Linked DNA regions of Homo sapiens: region 1 is linked to region 2. Evidence: read pairs that join two places in POLR2A ChIA-PET (ENCODE). Cell type or tissue: MCF 10A. All regions are shown on one strand.

What was found. ChIA-PET counts read pairs that join two places held together with the same protein. Peaks named below come from ENCODE experiments on the same cell type or tissue, not always from the same donor. Only the 100,000 strongest peaks of a DNase experiment are listed, where the experiment ranks them.
Region 1: POLR2A ChIA-PET joins it to region 2 with 5 read pairs; 11 of 35 experiments call an interaction of 5 or more read pairs at or near these places.

What each region holds. Positions count from the first base shown.
Region 1 is chr10:70,371,266-70,379,265 of GRCh38, reverse strand. LRRC20 (leucine rich repeat containing 20) reads left to right here. Exons shown (of 5, transcript NM_001278212.2): 2 at 2,670-2,814. The coding sequence starts at 2,733. Among named protein-coding and RNA genes, the nearest start is that of LRRC20, 7.4 kb to the left of the region's middle. In MCF 10A, no CTCF peak of the experiment used is centred here; a DNase peak (open chromatin) is centred at 965.
Region 2 is chr10:70,188,361-70,196,360 of GRCh38, reverse strand. No RefSeq gene overlaps it. Among named protein-coding and RNA genes, the nearest start is that of SAR1A, 22 kb to the right of the region's middle. In MCF 10A, no CTCF peak of the experiment used is centred here; DNase peaks (open chromatin) are centred at 1,710, 2,840, 3,580 and 4,200.

The sequences.
Region 1 (8,000 bases), 180 kb before region 2:
GTTTGCCACAGTCCTTTCTATTCCCTTCTGCCCTGCACTGGCTCGCCTTATGCAGATTGGCCACCTGGCACTATTAGGCATTTGGTTTTTGACCCTTCTCAATTTAGACAGTGTCTTAGATTTGTTGTAAGAGTCTCTTGACCTGTATTCAGATTGGAAACACAAATGATGTCTGTTGATCTTCACCATTAGGGGATACTAACTAAGCACCTGTGTTCAGTGTGTGGAGAGAAGCACAGTATAGGTCTATTCCCTGGCCCCAAGCTGCCCACAGGTCAATGGGGGAGACAAGTGTTGGTTTGTTGATTTATTTATTTTTGAGACAGAGCTTTGCTCTTGTCACCCAGGCTGGAGTGCAATGGGACGATCTCGGCTCACTGCAACCTCCGCCTCCTGGGTTCAAGCGATTCTCCTGCCTCAGCCTCCTGAGTAGCTGGGATTACAGGCATGTGCGACCATGCCTGGCTAATTTTTTTTTTTTTTTTTTTTTTTGAGCGCGAGGTTCACTCTTTGTTGCCCAGGCTGGAGTGCAATGACACAATCTCGGCTCACTGCAACCTCTGCCTCCTGGGTTCAAGTGATTCTCCTGCCTCAGCTTCCCGAGGCGCCCGCCACCACGCCCAGCTAATTTTTGTATTTTTAGTAGAGATGGAGTTTTACCACGTTGGCCAGGCTGGTCTTGCATTCCTGACCTTAGGTGATCTGCCCACCTCGGCCTTCCAAAGTGCTGGGATTACAGGTGTGAGCCACCATGCCCGACCATTTTTTTTTTTTTTTGTATTTTTAGTAGAGACGGAGTTTTACCATGTTGGTCAGGCTGGTTTCCAACTCCCGACCTCAAGTGATCCACCCGCCTAGGCCTCCTAAAGTGCTGGGATTACAGGCATGAGTCACTGCGCCCGGCTGACAAGTGTATATTTAAAAGCTCATAAATAATCCAGGTGACTTGTGCTAAGTCATTAAGTGCTACTGAAACTCAGAGGAAGGAGAGAACACTGAGGCAATAAGAGGAGATTTCCTGGAGGTGGACAGATAGAAATTCCACTCATTCCTCAAAGATGAGTTCCCTCAGTGTTTTGTTCAGACTCACATGAGTATTAAACTGGGGTTATATGCTGCTGTTACATCCACATATGCACTGCTTTATCCTCTTAACTTTTATTGAGTATTTACGTGTCCTGGGCTCTGAGCTAGACAGGTGTATACATTTTGTGCTCTCAATCCTCATATTAACCTAGCAAGTTGGGTATTACTAGATCTCCTATTCACATGAAGAAGAAACAGGCTCAGAGGAGTTAAGAAACTCTCCCAAGGCCTCTCAGCCAATAAATGGGGGTGTTGAGCATTTGACCTGTCTCCAAAATCAGTGTTTTCCCACTGTTCTGTATGTGTGTGTCTCAAACCTTTAGTGTCAGCCTCTTTAGTGGAAATGCACACACATACTAAACTCACAGTAACTCCCTGAAGCAGATGGGTGGGCTTGGCCAGCCCTGGCTTGGCCTTGCCTGCCCTGCTTGTCCAGTTGACCACGTGGGAACTTTTTCTTGGTGACTGTTAGCTCTTAGCACTGTCCCCATGCCCCTTCTCTCTGCCCTTCGCCTTCTTCTGCCTTTGGCCCTTGGAGTGAGTTCACTGGAGCTTCTTGAGCTGTCTGTGAAGCTGGGACTGGGGTCTGGGGGCAAAGAAGGGGTGCTGACCTTGGACTTGAGCTCATTCCTCTCTCTATGGGGTGCTGCTATTTTTATAAAAAAGTGAGCACTGGCTATGGAGCTGGGCTGACCCTATTCTTGCCGCTTACTCACTTTGACCTTGGCCAGGTCACCTAGCCCCTCTCTGTGCTCATTTCCTTCTCTGTAATAAACAGGGAGTTGAGGGTGTTTGCAAGTCCTTATGTCTTAACACCTTATCATTTTGTTTTCCTCACCTTTCTTTCAGTCTCTTTTCCTCTAGTGATCCAATTTCTCTTCTCTCATTTCCATCTCCACCCCCCGGCCCCTGCCCGCTTTTCTTGCAGATAAACTCAGCATCAGGCTGATAATCAGGTCTGCAGGCTAGTACTGTAACCTCTCCTTCCTGTTGGCACATGGGAAAGGAATTCTTAGAGACCACCCACCGCCAGTCCGTGTGTTCTGATGGGATCACAGGGCTCTGATTTGCCTTCGTGTCCCCACTTCCTGCCATGCACAAGGCAGATATGGGTGGGGTGAACAGGGGAGCTGGGGAAATTGTCCTGGGCAGGGTGTGGACAGGGGACCAGCTTAGAGGCTGTGGGATGGAGGGACAGGTGTCTTTCTCCTGCAGTTGGCTGCGCCCTACCTCCTTCCCAATGCCCTGCCTATAGAGTGAATCACAGGCCAGCACACCCCTGAGTCCTCACACCTCCCTGGCTGCTGGCTCAGACCTGGTCCCCATGTCTGGTGAGGTCACACATGTTGATCCTCCCAGAAAACCAGTAGAACCCAGCTGCCAGACTGGCAGACCAGCTTGTGCAAAGGCCAAGCTGGATGTGGCCTGAGCTCTCGGCCCTGCAAGAGGAGGTGAGTGGCCTGGGGCCCTCCCTGCAGGCTTCCTGACAGCCTGGGTCCTGGGGGAGAAGGATGCTGGAGGGGGATGCCTGGGTGGGCCCCTGGCTGGCAGGCGGGCACTTCATGGCACTGCGTCTTCCCCAGGCTCAGGCCCTTTTGTGAGAAGCAGACCAGCCTGGGGGCTGGCGGCAGGACACCTGTGTCTGCATGCTGAAGAAGATGGGTGAGGCCGTGGCCAGAGTAGCAAGGAAGGTCAACGAGACGGTGGAGAGCGGCTCTGACACTCTGGGTGAGTGAGGGCAGGGCTTTTCCCAACTTCCCTGGAAGCAGTTGTGAGATCAGCTTAGAAATGAAACAGAGATGAAAGACACAAGCGTCAGTGTGCAACCTCATCCTGAGAATAAGTGTTTTGTGGAACTTTCATTGCAACAGTGTGTAATTTGTGTAAGACATTTCTTACTGTGGGTCCTGGTCAAAGAGGTTTGAAAACCACTGAGTGATGGCGCCTGCCTGCTTGTCCTTTGACTGCTGATGACTGAGTGTGTGTGCCCTTGGACCAGGTGAAAATACAGAGCTGGTCCTGGCCAAGTAGCATCTGTGTGCCAGGCCCCGTGCTGGGCGCCTCCTGAATGTTATCTTGTTGAATCTTCACAGGCTCCCTGGGGTGAATGAAGCCAGCTGGGCGTGGTTAGCCTCAGTCATCCCATGAAGAAAGGGGACGGCAAAATGGGTTTCTTTGAGGTTGCCCAGCTAGGAGACCCCTTTACACTCCACTATTTTTCTTGAATTGTGTCTTATATATTTTTTTGCTTTGAATTGGCCAGGGCATTTTATTCCATCAATTACCCCAAGACTCCTAAGCATTTAGGCAAACCATCCCATTTAATCGAATTCAGCAGATACTTATTGACTGTCCACCAAGTGCAAGGGGCAGCAGGGGATACAGTGCAGTTACCTGTGTGTCCTGTGTGTGCGTGCATGTGCCCGAGTGTGTTTGTGTGCATGTGTGCATGTGCATGTATGTCACCCATGGAATGCAGGCACCACTGTAGAGGCCTGGAGCACAGTCCTGCCTTGGGGATGATCTTGCAGATAGGCAGGCAGAATTGGAGTTAGGTACATGGAGAGGAATTTCACAGGCAGGTAGGGGTGTGTGTGTGTGTGTGTCTGTCTGTCTGTCTCACAAAGGAGCGCTTCCTTCCATGGTAGTTACTGCCTTAGCAAAGTCACAGAGACTGGAAAGGCAGTCAGAGGCAGAGAGGTGGTCCAGGAAGTGGAGAGACACTCAGCCTTCAGGATGAGCTTGATCACTGCCTCTTCCAGGAAGCCCTCCGCCTTCCCTCATCCACCCTTTGCTCCCTTTCTCCTCTGTAGCACCCCTTCAGCATCTGTAGAGCACAGGGACCCTGTGGTTGTTTGCTTCCCCCTGCCCTGCCCCAGAGCCCAGCGCAGTGTCAGGCACTTTGTAAACGTGTGGAAGTGTTTGCTGAGCTTAGCTAAGGCGAGAGGCATTTCCTCTATCAGCAGGCTCGCTGAAGATTGTCATTGGTGTTGGAGGGAAGCCTTTGGAAGGAGCCTTAAGCTAGTGAGCTGATGACTGTGAGCCCTCAGTGAAGGAATTCCGGAATCCTGTACTGGTCAGTAATATGGTTGTTTAAGGCTCTCTACCACTGAGACTGCGGTTCAGAGCTAGGCTTTGAGTCACATGGGCCTGGATTTGAATCTCTACTCTGCCACCCACTCACCTGGTACTGTAGCAGATTGCTTAACCTCTCAGAGCCTCAGTTTCTTCATCTATAAAATGGGAATGGTAATTGTGTCTACCTCATCAAGGTAGTTAAGAGTAATTGGAATGTCTGTAAGGTGTTTGGCACATAGGGAGCTCAATAAATGGCAGCTATTATTTTTAATTTTTGCTCATTCCCAAAAGCTGGTGGCGAGACCTAAGCCCTTCCCCTTGCAAATGCACTTTCTACAGGTGTCAGCCAGCCACGTCTGTGCTGGGTGTTCTTCTCACTGCCTTCCAATGGAGGGTTCAGTGCAAATCGACAGATGTCTGTGGTGAGTAACCTACCCCTGCTTCAAAATGTCACAGGGGGCTGGGCATGGTGGCTCATGCCTGTAATCTCAGCACTTTGGGAGGCCGAAGCAGGTGGATCGCTTGGGGCCAGGAGTTCAAGACCAGCCTGGCCAACATACTAAAACATACTAAAAATTCAAAAAATTAGCTGGTGTGGTGGTATACACATGTAATCCCAGCTACTTGGGAGGCTGAGGCAGGAGAATCGCCTGAACCCAGGAGATGGAGGTTGCAGTGAGTCAAGATCTCGCCACTGCACCTCCAGCTTGGGTGATGGAGCAAGGTTCCATCTCAAAAAAAAAAAAAAAAGGCTTCACAGGGGATAGGGACACAGCAGCTCCACTTCATTCAGATGTGGCAAGAGTGGAGAGGCCGCAGGGGAGGGAAAACAATTCTCACCGGGGCGTTGGGGAAGCTGCTTAGGGGATGGGTGCTGTTTGAGAGAGGATGTTTCAGGAGGCAGCGGTGAGGAGACAGGCACTCCAGGCAGTGGCAGGGGTGTGCCTGAGTTGGAGGAGAGGCCCTGCCCAGTTACCACAGCAGCACTGGGGCAGGTGGTGAGGGATGGTGCCTGGCAGGCGGAGAGCCTGGAAGGCTGTGTTGAGGAGCCCCTGAACTTCAACCTCTGTGGACTGGAGATTGCAAGGTCAAGTGGGCCAGTGGACAGGTGGGCATTTCTGTGAGCTGAAGAGTGGGCACCCTGCATCAGGTGAAGTGTGCAGGGCGGCTAGGGCAGGGCATGCTGCGACCAGCTCCCCTGCACTGCCTGGGAGCCATACCCACCAAGGAACCCAAGCAGTTCTCTGGCCACCCTGCCAGACCACTGCCATGCCTGGGATTGGAACCTTGATTTCTGACACCAGAGCCTGGGCCCTGTCTCCACCATGCAGCCCTGGGGTGGGGGCACATGTTTGGTGATTGCCAGGGTCATGACTGCTGTGAAGCTCTAGTCAAGTTGGGAGAGCCTTTAGCCATGGCGATCTTGCCTGAAGCTCAAGACTTTCATGTGGAGGGGACTGGGTCTTAAAGTTGTGGTTGAATAACAGGGATCCTTTGCATCTGTGCATTGGCCAGAGAAGAAGCAAAATTTCCAACCTGGCCATAGTAGGCACCTGTAATCCTGACCCTTAGGAAATGGAGCTGACCAGGCTTATACACTCTAAGGGGGCTGGGTCTAAGCAGTTAGCATGTATTGAGTACCTGCTGTATACTAGTTGCTTGGGGGCTCCCAGGAATGTGTGTAGTAGAGTCCTGGACCTGAGACCAGCCCACCACCTACAAGACAGTCTTCAGAGAACAGTGACACACAGGCTCCATGCTAAGGTGTGTCAGATGGAACACAGGTTGTCCTAATTCAGAGGTGGGAGATATTGCTGGGTATTGAAGTAGACCAGGAAGGCTTTCTGGAGGAGTGGTAATTGAATTGAATCATAAAGTAACTCTATATGGTTCTCATGTAAAATAGCTAACAATCTGAAGCATCCTAAACATCTAGCACCAGAAAATTGCTTAAATAAATTTGGTTACAGCTATACAATGCTTTTTTTTTTTGAGATGGAGTCATCTTGCTTGCCCAGGCTGGAGTGCCATGGCACAATCTTGGCTCACTGCAACCTCCCTCTCCTGGGTTCAAGTGATTTTCCTTCAGCCTCCCAAGTAGCTGGGATTACAGGTGTGTGCCACCATGCCTGGCTTATTTTTCTATTTTTTTTTTTTTTTTAGTAGAGATGGGGTTTTGCCATGTTGGCCAAGCTGGTCTCGAACACCTGGCCTCAAGCGATCTACCTGCCTCAGCCTCCTAAAGTGCTGGGATTATAGGCATGAGCCACCACACCCGGCCTATATAATGCTATTTATGTAGCATCAACAATGGAGCGTAATATTTCATTGTATGATTAAATAAAGACTGGCACATTCTCGGCCGGGCGCAGTGGCTCACACCTTTAATCCCAGCACTTTGGGTGGCCGAGGCGGGCGGATCACAAGGTCAGGAGATCGAAACCATCCTGGCTAACATGGTGAAACCCCATCTCTACTAAAAATACAAAAAAATTAGCCGGGCGTGGTGGCGGGCACCTGTAGTCCCAGCTACTCGGGAGGCTGAGGCAGGAGAATGGTGTGAACCTGGGAGGTGGAGCCTGCAGTGAGCTGAGATTGCGCCACTGGACTCCAGCCTGGGTGACAGAGTGAGACTCCATCTCAAAAAAAAAAAAAACGAAAAGAAGGATTGGCACATTCTCATATATAACGTGAACTGGAAAACATCAAGAATGCCAAACTGTATGTAGGGTAAGGTACGAATTATGTTAAACCTGTGCATATATGTAGGAAAGAAAATGGAAGGAAATAACCAATATGGAAATGGGAGTTAGAAAATACTATTTTGCATTTTCTAAATGTTCTATAATGAACGTATTACTCTTAAAATTAGGGAACAGATTTTAGGGAAAGGACCACCTGCCACTGTGGAAATAAAACACACATCTTGACAACAGATGAGAGTTCAGGGGTAGCTCATTCTCAAAGCCGAGGCCCCTGGGAGGAGACATAGGCTTCCCTGGCTTTTCCCGTCCTGCTGGGTTCCCTCCCGGGGTGGTGCTCCAGAGCCACAGGTGCTGCTGCAGAGTGGGAGATCCCCTGTAGAGACTGGGCTGGAAGAGCTCAGTTACAGGCTTGCTCTCACCTTACTCAGCCAAGTAACCCTGGTAAGCACTTCACATGCTCCCCCAGTGCTCCTGGGGCACCCCTGGCTAGAGCTGGAGCCAGGCCTGCTTCCTCCTGTAACTCGAGGCGAGGATCCCAGCCTTTCTCACTCCACTCCAGGCTTCTCCATCCCCAGAGACGTGGGCTCCTTTCCATTTGGCCCCTGGGAGGCCCTCAGCTTGAGTTGAAGCTGCTTTCCTCCCAGTCTCTCACCCCTCCTCAGCATCATCTTCTCGATGTTTCTAAGGAGCATGCAGAGTTGCAAACTGCCCCTTAGGTAGTCTGCTTCCCCTGAGCCAGGCTCTCTTTCCCTGCCCCTTTTCCATCTGGGTTTCCGTGGGTCCTGGACCGCTGAGGGGCCTTAGTCTGACCCCACCCTTCCCTCCAGCCTGTGGTTGTGGGGCCAGGCTTCCCTGCACCCCGCTCCTCTCCGGGTCTTAGGCTCCTGGCTCTGCAGTGTGCATGGGGACTGGCTTTTAAAGAATAATCGTGACACAGAGGAGCAGGATTTGAAAAGGCCTGAGGCCCGAGACTCTACTACACACATCCCTGGGAGCCCCCAGGCACCTAGTACACAGCAGGTACTCAATACATGTTAACTGCTTATATTTTTGGTAGAGACCCTGTCTCTACCAAAAATAAAATTTAAAAAATTAGCCAGGTGCAGTGGCACACACCTGTAGTGTCAGCTA
Region 2 (8,000 bases):
TACCCATATTATGAAAAGGAAAGAGGATGGAATAGTACAGGAGGAAATATTAGCAATAGTTCTGTGCAAGATCCTCTGCAGAAAGCTGTCACTCCTCTGTTAAAAGCAAGGAAATGTATAATACTTGTGTATTTGTTTGCTAGTGCTGCCATAACAAAGTGGCAAACAATGCATTAAACAACAGAAATGTATTGTCTCATAGTTCTGAAGGCTAGAAGTCAGAGAGCAAGGTGCTGACAGGGCCGTATTCCCTCTGAAGGGACTGGGGAAGGGTCTGTTCCAGGCCTCTCGTACCTTCTGGTGGTTCCTGGATTGTGGCAGCAGAACTCCAGTCTTCACATGGTATTTCACTGTGTGCCTGTTTGTGTCTAAATTTCCCTTTTTTATAAGGACACCAGAAATACTGGATTAGGGGTCCATCCTATTCCAGCATGACCTTATCTATTTTATTATATTTTATTTTTAAAATTTTATTTATTTATTTATTTTTTGAGACAGCGTCTTACTCTGTGGCCCAGGCTGGTGTGCAGTGGTGCAAGCTCGGCTCACTGCAACCTCCGCCTCCCGGATTCAAGCGATTCTCCTGTCTCAGCCTCCCAAGTAGCTGGGATTACAGGCACCCACCACCATGCCCTGCTAATTTTTTAATTTTTAGTAGATACGGGGTTTCATCATATTGGCCAGGCTGGTCTTGAACTCCTGGGCTCAGGTGATCCACCCACCTCGGCCTCCCAAAGTGCTGGGATTACAGGTGTGAGCTTATCTTAACTAATTACATCTGCAATGACACTGTTTCCAAACAAGGGTCACATTCTTATTCCTTTTATAAGTGCTTCTATTTTTAAACAATGCCTCAGTCATTGTAATGTGTAGTATATAAGTGATTTATTTTTGTTGGAGTAAGAAATTTGTTTTCCAAACCAAACATTGTATGTTCTCACTCGTAAGTGGGAGCTAAGCTATGAGGATGCAAAAGCATAAGAATGACACAACAGGCTTTGGGAACTCAGGGAGTAAAGAGTGGGAGGGGGTTGAGGGATAAAAGACAACAAATTGGGTGCAGTGTACACTGCTCGGGCAATGGGTGCACCAAAATCTCACAAATCACCACTTAAGAACTTATTCATGTAACCAAACACCACCTTTTCCCCAATAACCTATGGAAATAAAGATTTTTTTAAAAAATTTCATAATACAATTGCAAGTATTAATAGCAGAATAGACCAAGCTGAGGAAAGAATCTCAGAGCCTGAAGACTGGTTCTCCAAATTCACTCAGTCAGACAAAAATGAAAAAAATAAAAACGAATGAACAGCGGGGCACGGTGGCTCACACCTGTAATCCCAGCACTTTGGGAGGCTGAGGTGGGCAGATCACGAGGTCAAGAGATCAAGACCATCCTGGCCAACATGGTGAAACCCCATCTCTACTAAAAATACAAAAATTAGCTGGATGTGGTGGTGTGCGCCTGTAGTCCCAGCTACTCAGGAGGCTGAAGCAGGAGAATTGCTTGAACCCGGGAGGCGGAGGTTGCAGTGAGCCGAGATCACACCACTGCACTCCAGCCTGGGCAACAGAGCGAGACTCCATCTCAAAAAAAAAAAAAAAAAAAAAAAAAAAGGAATGAACACAACCTCTGAGAAATATGAGATTTTGTAAAGAGACCAAATCTATGACTCATTGGCATCCCTGAAAGAGAGGGTGAGAAAGGAAGCAACTTGGAAAACATTTGAGGATATCGTCTACAAAAATTTCCCCAACCTCCCTAGAGAGGCCAACATTCAAACTCAGGAAATGCAAAGAATCCTTGTGAGATACTATACAAGACCATCCCCAAAACACATAGTCCTCAGATTCTCCAAGTTCTCAGATTCTCCAAGGTTGACATGAAAGAAAAAATATTAAAGGCAGCTAGAGAGAAGGGGAAGGTTGCCTACAAAGGGAACCTCAACAGGCTAACTGAACTTTTCAGCAGAAACCCTACAAGGCAGAAGAGATTGGGGACCTATATTCAGCATCCTTAAAGACAAGAAATTCGTTTTCCAAAAGAGGGTCATAGGCTGGGTGCGGTGGTTCATGCCTGTCATCCCAGCACTTTGGGAGGCTGAGACGGGCAGATCACCTGAGGTCAGGAGTTCGAGACCACCCTGACCAACATGGTGAAACCCTGTTTCTACTAAAAATACAAAAAGATTAGCCGGGCATGTGGCTGGCGCCCGTAATCCCAGCTACTCGGGAGACTGAGGCAAGAGAATCGCTTGCACCTGGGAGGTGGAGTTTGCAGTGAGCTGAGATATCGCCATTGCACTCCAGCCTGGGTGACAACAGCGAGACTCCGTTTCAAAAAAAAAAAAAAGAGGGTCACAAACACCTCACATTCTGAGGTGCTGGGGATTAGGACTTCAATATGAATTTTTGTGGGACACAACACGTAACTCTCAAAGAGAAGCTTTGGGTGTTTGGAAAGTTCTCTTTTTCATCATCCATGCTAGATAAAAGTCATCTGGGTACTAAAGCCAAAAGAAATCTTAATTCCTGGAACAGCCCTCTTAGGAACACTTCTTGAGATTTGAGTTTGCCAGGCACTGTTTTAGACACTGGGGATATAGTGTTGAGCAAGACAGATGAGGTCACCCTGACAGTAGGATGGGCTTGGTTATGCACAGCAATCCCCCCAAATCTCAATGGCTTAAGGAAACAAAAGTTGATTCCTCACTCACATAAAGTAGGCTCTGCTTGTGGGCAGCTGTTCCCCTATGATAGCTTAGCATCACGCCTCCGTGTTAACACGTGCTTTCTCATGTCGATCAGCCTCTCGGAGGAAGAAAGTGGTGGAGCCTTGCACTGGTGATTAGGTGCTTCTGCCCAGAAGTGACGCACATCACAGACATTTCACTGGCTAGAGCAAGCCGAATGACCATGCCTGACCTCAAGGTGGTAAGGAAGTCCAGTCTTACCATGGAGTAAAGGAAATAACTGTGAGAGTGCCAGGTATTTTGACACACCTCATTTAACACAGAGAGAAATAAGCTCTTCTTATTTATTTATTAGTTAGGGTTTTGCTCTGTTGCCCAGGCTGGAGTGCAGTGGTATAATCATAGCTCATTGCAGCCTTGAACTCCTGGGCTCAAGCGATCCTCCCACCTCAGCCTCCTGAATAGCTAGGACTACAGGCATGTGCCACCATGCCTGGCTAAATTTTAAATTGTTTTGTAGAGATGGGGTCTTACTATATTGCCCAGGCTGGTCTCAAACCTCAGACTCCTGGACTCAAGTGATCTTCCCAGCTCAGCCTCTCGAAGTGCTGGGTTTACAGGGTTTACAGATGTGAGCTACCACACCCAGCCTCTTTTTTTTTTTTTTTATAAGAAAAAGATGCAGAGAACCTAAGTAATTTAGCCAAAGTCACTTAAATTTATCCAAAGTCAGTAAGTGGCTGAAGCAGGACTTAGACCCAGGTCATCTGACCTTGAGACCAGGGATTTTCCTACTAGCTTTATGTTATTTGTCTGCTTTCACAATCATTATTAGTGGGTACTTAACATGTCTGGGCTTTAGTTTTCCCATCTGCGTCACAGGATTGGCAGGAACATATGTGAAGGAGCTTGCCCACTGTCCATGTCATAGTGGGCGTTCGGTGAAGCCTGGTTGTTTATAGTTGTGATCTCAGCAACTCTTAGTGTGATCAATGCATTTTTTTTTCCCAGGTAAGGAAACTTGATGCCTTGGCCTGGTTATTTAAAGGGTCTGAATGAGAACCCAAATCACTCACCACTGAGCCCAGGCCTACACGTGCTACTGCTCTGATGGCAATTATTTTCAATCTGATAAGCATATTTGCTCTACAAGGGCCTAACTTGTGCTTTTGCACATGACGTTCTTTACATTTAGAAAAAGCTGCTCCTACTGCTTCCTGGGAGTCTCAAGGCAGAAAGGAATTTACTTTTGCATTAATAAGAATGTTGTGCAAATTGCCATGGTGGAAAAGTTTTTATGAGTTATAAATTTGAATCAATTGCTATATAGTTCATTGCTACCTCTGTCGATCTTTGAGATCTTTCCCTGATTATTACAAAACCTTTAAATTAAGGAAATACTTGCCAGGAATAAGGTTAAGCAATGAGAATCACAAGGTTATGTGGCAATCTGAACTTGAAGTCTGAGAGCAATTTGGCAATATCTATCAAAAATTTAAATTCATACTTAATCTTTGACTCAGCAATTCTAGGAATTCATTCTGCAGAACAGTCAACCAAACACATAGTATACAGCAGCTTTGTTTGCAATAGCAAAATCTGGAAAAGTACTTAACTGCCCCACAGAGGAATGGCTGAATCTGTTACTCATACCCACAGCACTTAAAGAGTGAAATCACTGCATGGACTGATATGGAAAAGATGTTCAAAATATATAAGTGAGGAGAGAAAATTGTAGTACTCTATAGTGGTAAACTATGACTTGTGGGCCAAATCCAGCCTGCTGCCTGTTTTGTAAATAAAATTTTATTGGAACATAGCCAACATCTTTTCATTTGCAAATTGTCTGTGGCTGCCTTCCGTCTACAGTGGAGTGTTCAGTAGTTAGGACAGTGACCATATGGCCCCAAAAGCCAAAAGTATTTACTGTTTGTCTGTTTACAGAAAACATTTTCCAATCCCTGCTCTATCATATGATCCTATTTGTGTTTTTTACAAAGGGAGCATTTGGAGGAAAGACGTATATCAATAGATATGCTTCTATAAGCATAGACAATGAAAATCCAAATCCAAACCACAGTTAAGAAATCTAAAACCACAGTAACAATGATTACCTCTGGGGAGTGGAACTGTGGAGTAAGCAAGGAATAGATAAGGTCAGAGAGTTTCCTTCTTCTTTAAAAGCTTCTGTACTCTTGGAATTATTTTTCTAAAAGCATATGCAGTATGCCTTATTTTATTAAAAAAAAAAATCAATGAAGTAGGAGGAGAACACTGATGAATGGTGTTCAGCACACCCAGTGATATAAATGCTGCCAGCTCTCTAAGGCAGACTTTCTCCAAGTGGTCCCTGAACTACCAGAGCTATCTGTTTAAAAAAAAAAAAAAAGCCGAATGAATCAGAATTGGGAGGTGCTGGGCCCTAAAATCCACTTTTTTTTTTAGACAATCTCACTCTGTCGCCCAGGCTGGAGTGCAATGGCATGATATCAGCTCACTGCAACCTCCACCTCCCAGGTTCAAGTGATTCTCCCACCTCAGGCTCCCAAGTAGCTGAGCCTACATGCGCACGCCACCACGCCTGGCTAATTTTTTGTATTTTTAGTAGAGATGGGGTTTCACCATGTTGGCCAGGCTGGTCTTAAACTACTGACCTTAAGTGATCCTCCCGCCTCAGGCTCCCAAAGTTCTGGGATTACAGGCATGAGCCACTGCACCCAGCCTAAAATCCACTTTTCAACCAGGACTCTGATGTTTGAAACCGCTGCTCTTGTAATAAATGCCAGAGATCAGCAAAAGATTTCTCAGTGGGGTTTAATATAATCAGTGTGAGATCATCCAGCAAACATCTACTCACAGCAAAAGCAACAACAATAATAGCTCCCAATTATGAGCACTTCCTAAATGCAGGCCCTGTGCTATAGGCTTTACCCACTTGGACCTGTCGAATTCACTTAGCAACCCTGAGCTGAGTGTTACTATGATGAACTTGGCTCCGGGAAGGTTGCGTGGTGACCCGAGGTCTCTGAGCTCCTTATTTGGGTCTGTCACAAGGCTAGGGGCTGGAAATGCAGATCCTAGCCCCATGGCACTTGCACAGAGATGAGTTAGTCTTCTTCTTCTTTGTGTTGTTCACCCAGCAAGCCATGTGATGCTGGTTTAATAGCTGGATCACCTTCAGCACATGAGTTCCACACCTGCAAAAGAAGAGGTTGACCCAAGTACTCTGGAAGGCCTGTTCCAGCTCCAACATTCCTCTGGCTTAAAGCAGACTTGTCACCGTAGTGCGGATGTTCAAATGTGACATGTGGCTCCTTGTCACTGCCCCCACGCACCGGAGCCCTCTTCCTAGGGCCTGTCCTCCTGTCCTTCCCTGTTGAGACAGGCAGAGGTGCTGTGCCCCGTTCCTGCACATTCAAGTCTATTTCCTTGCTTCTCTGTCTCTCCTCATGAAAGTGGATCGTGACTTCAGAACTTATATCCCTGACTAGTCTGCCAGCTCCTCACAAGCAGGGGCCATGTCACAGTCATGTTTATGCCCCTGACGTCCCGCACTGCCCATAGCAGGAACTCTGTTAATAACCTTCTGATTGCTTCTCGAATGGCTTTTCAAACAGGACTGCCTTTTTGTGCTCCTCAAGGTGACAAAGTCAGCAGCCTAGTGACTGCCTGATTCCACAGAGAGGTTCTGCGTGGGCATTTCACGTGGCACTGTGCATGGCTTTCCACACTGGGATTTCTACACCCCACAGGGACACAGAGTGTGTGCCAAAGGAGACTGAAGCCACAGGGTAGACACCATGCAAAGCCCTGGGGCTTCCATTTTACTGGGGAGTGAATAATGACAAGGTTCTTCATAGGCTACAATTTTATTATTTAAAAAAATTAAAAAATATTTTTTTCAGATGGAGTCTCGCTCTGTTGCCCAGGCTGGAGTGCAGTGGCATGATCTCCACTCACTGCAACCTCTGCCTCCCAAGTTCAAGCAATTCTCCTGCCTCAGCCTCCCAAGTAGCTGGGACTACAGGTGCCTGCCACCATGCCTGGCTACCTTTTTGTATTTTTGGTAGAGATGGGGTTTCACTATGCTGGCCAGGCTGGTCTCCAACTCCTGACCTCAGGTGATCCACCTGCCTTGGCCTTCTAAAATGCTGGGATTACAGGCGTGAGCCACTGTGCCTGGCCATAGGCTACAATTTTAAATGCCAGTTTTCCATGAATTTTGAAGGAAAAATGTGCTATTTCAGGGCAAGTTGCTATTGGTGGCTTCCATGTCATGACTGTGCCACTAGACTCCTGGAGTTAAAGTTGAGAACACTCTGGGGAAGAACTCTGTGCTGGAAGTCCTAAGATCTACATGCTGGCCCTGGCTCCTTTGTGACATCAGGCAGGTCTTTTCACTTCTCTGGGACTCGGTTTCCTTATTCTGGATAACAAGGTAGTGGGCTCCCACCTTGTGCATATGTTTTAATGTGGAAGATGTCACATCCCCACGATTTTGATATAGTCCAGTGGGGCAGGATGCAGTGGGGGAAAAAAAACCCTCTCTACCACTGAACTGGACAAGGTGGGTGATTGGGAAACTGATATTAAAGTTCAAAGCCATATTTGCATGATTCTGAAATTGCAGACCACAGAGACTGGTCATGACCCTTCACCATGTCAGGATGTGTTCATAGCTTCTGTCAGAGGATGTGACAGGGGAAGGTGGGACCTCACAATGTCATGCTGTGTCCTGCTGTAGCTTTAACTCCACAGTTCCTGCCATGGGGATAGTGTGCAGGGTTAGAAAGTTAAGGTCATTATTACAGAAAGTAGAACAAGTCCTCGGGCACCCTCAGGGTCCTAGTCTAGTGCTCAGTCACAGGTGTGCAATCTCTTTTTTTTTTTTGAGATGGAGTCTCGCTCTGTCACCCAGGCTGGAGTGCAATGGTGCAATCTCGGCTCAGTGCAACTTCCACCTCCTGGTTTCAAGTGATTCTCCTGCCTCTACCTCCCAAGTAGCTGGGATTACAGGCATGTGCCACCATGCCCGGCTAATTTTTTGTATTTTTAGTAGAGATGGGGTTTCGCCATGTTGGCCAGGCTGGTCTCGAACTCCTGACTTCAGGTGATCTGCCCACCTTGGCCTCCCAAAGTGCTAGAATTACAGACTAGGACCCTGAGGGTGCCCGAGGACTTGTTCTACTTTCTGTAGCGTTTTTTTTTTTTTTTTTTTTTTTTTGAGTCAGTCTTGGTCTATCACCCAGGCTGGGGTGCAGTGGAGTGATCATGGCTCACTGTAGCCTCAGCCTCCCATGCTCA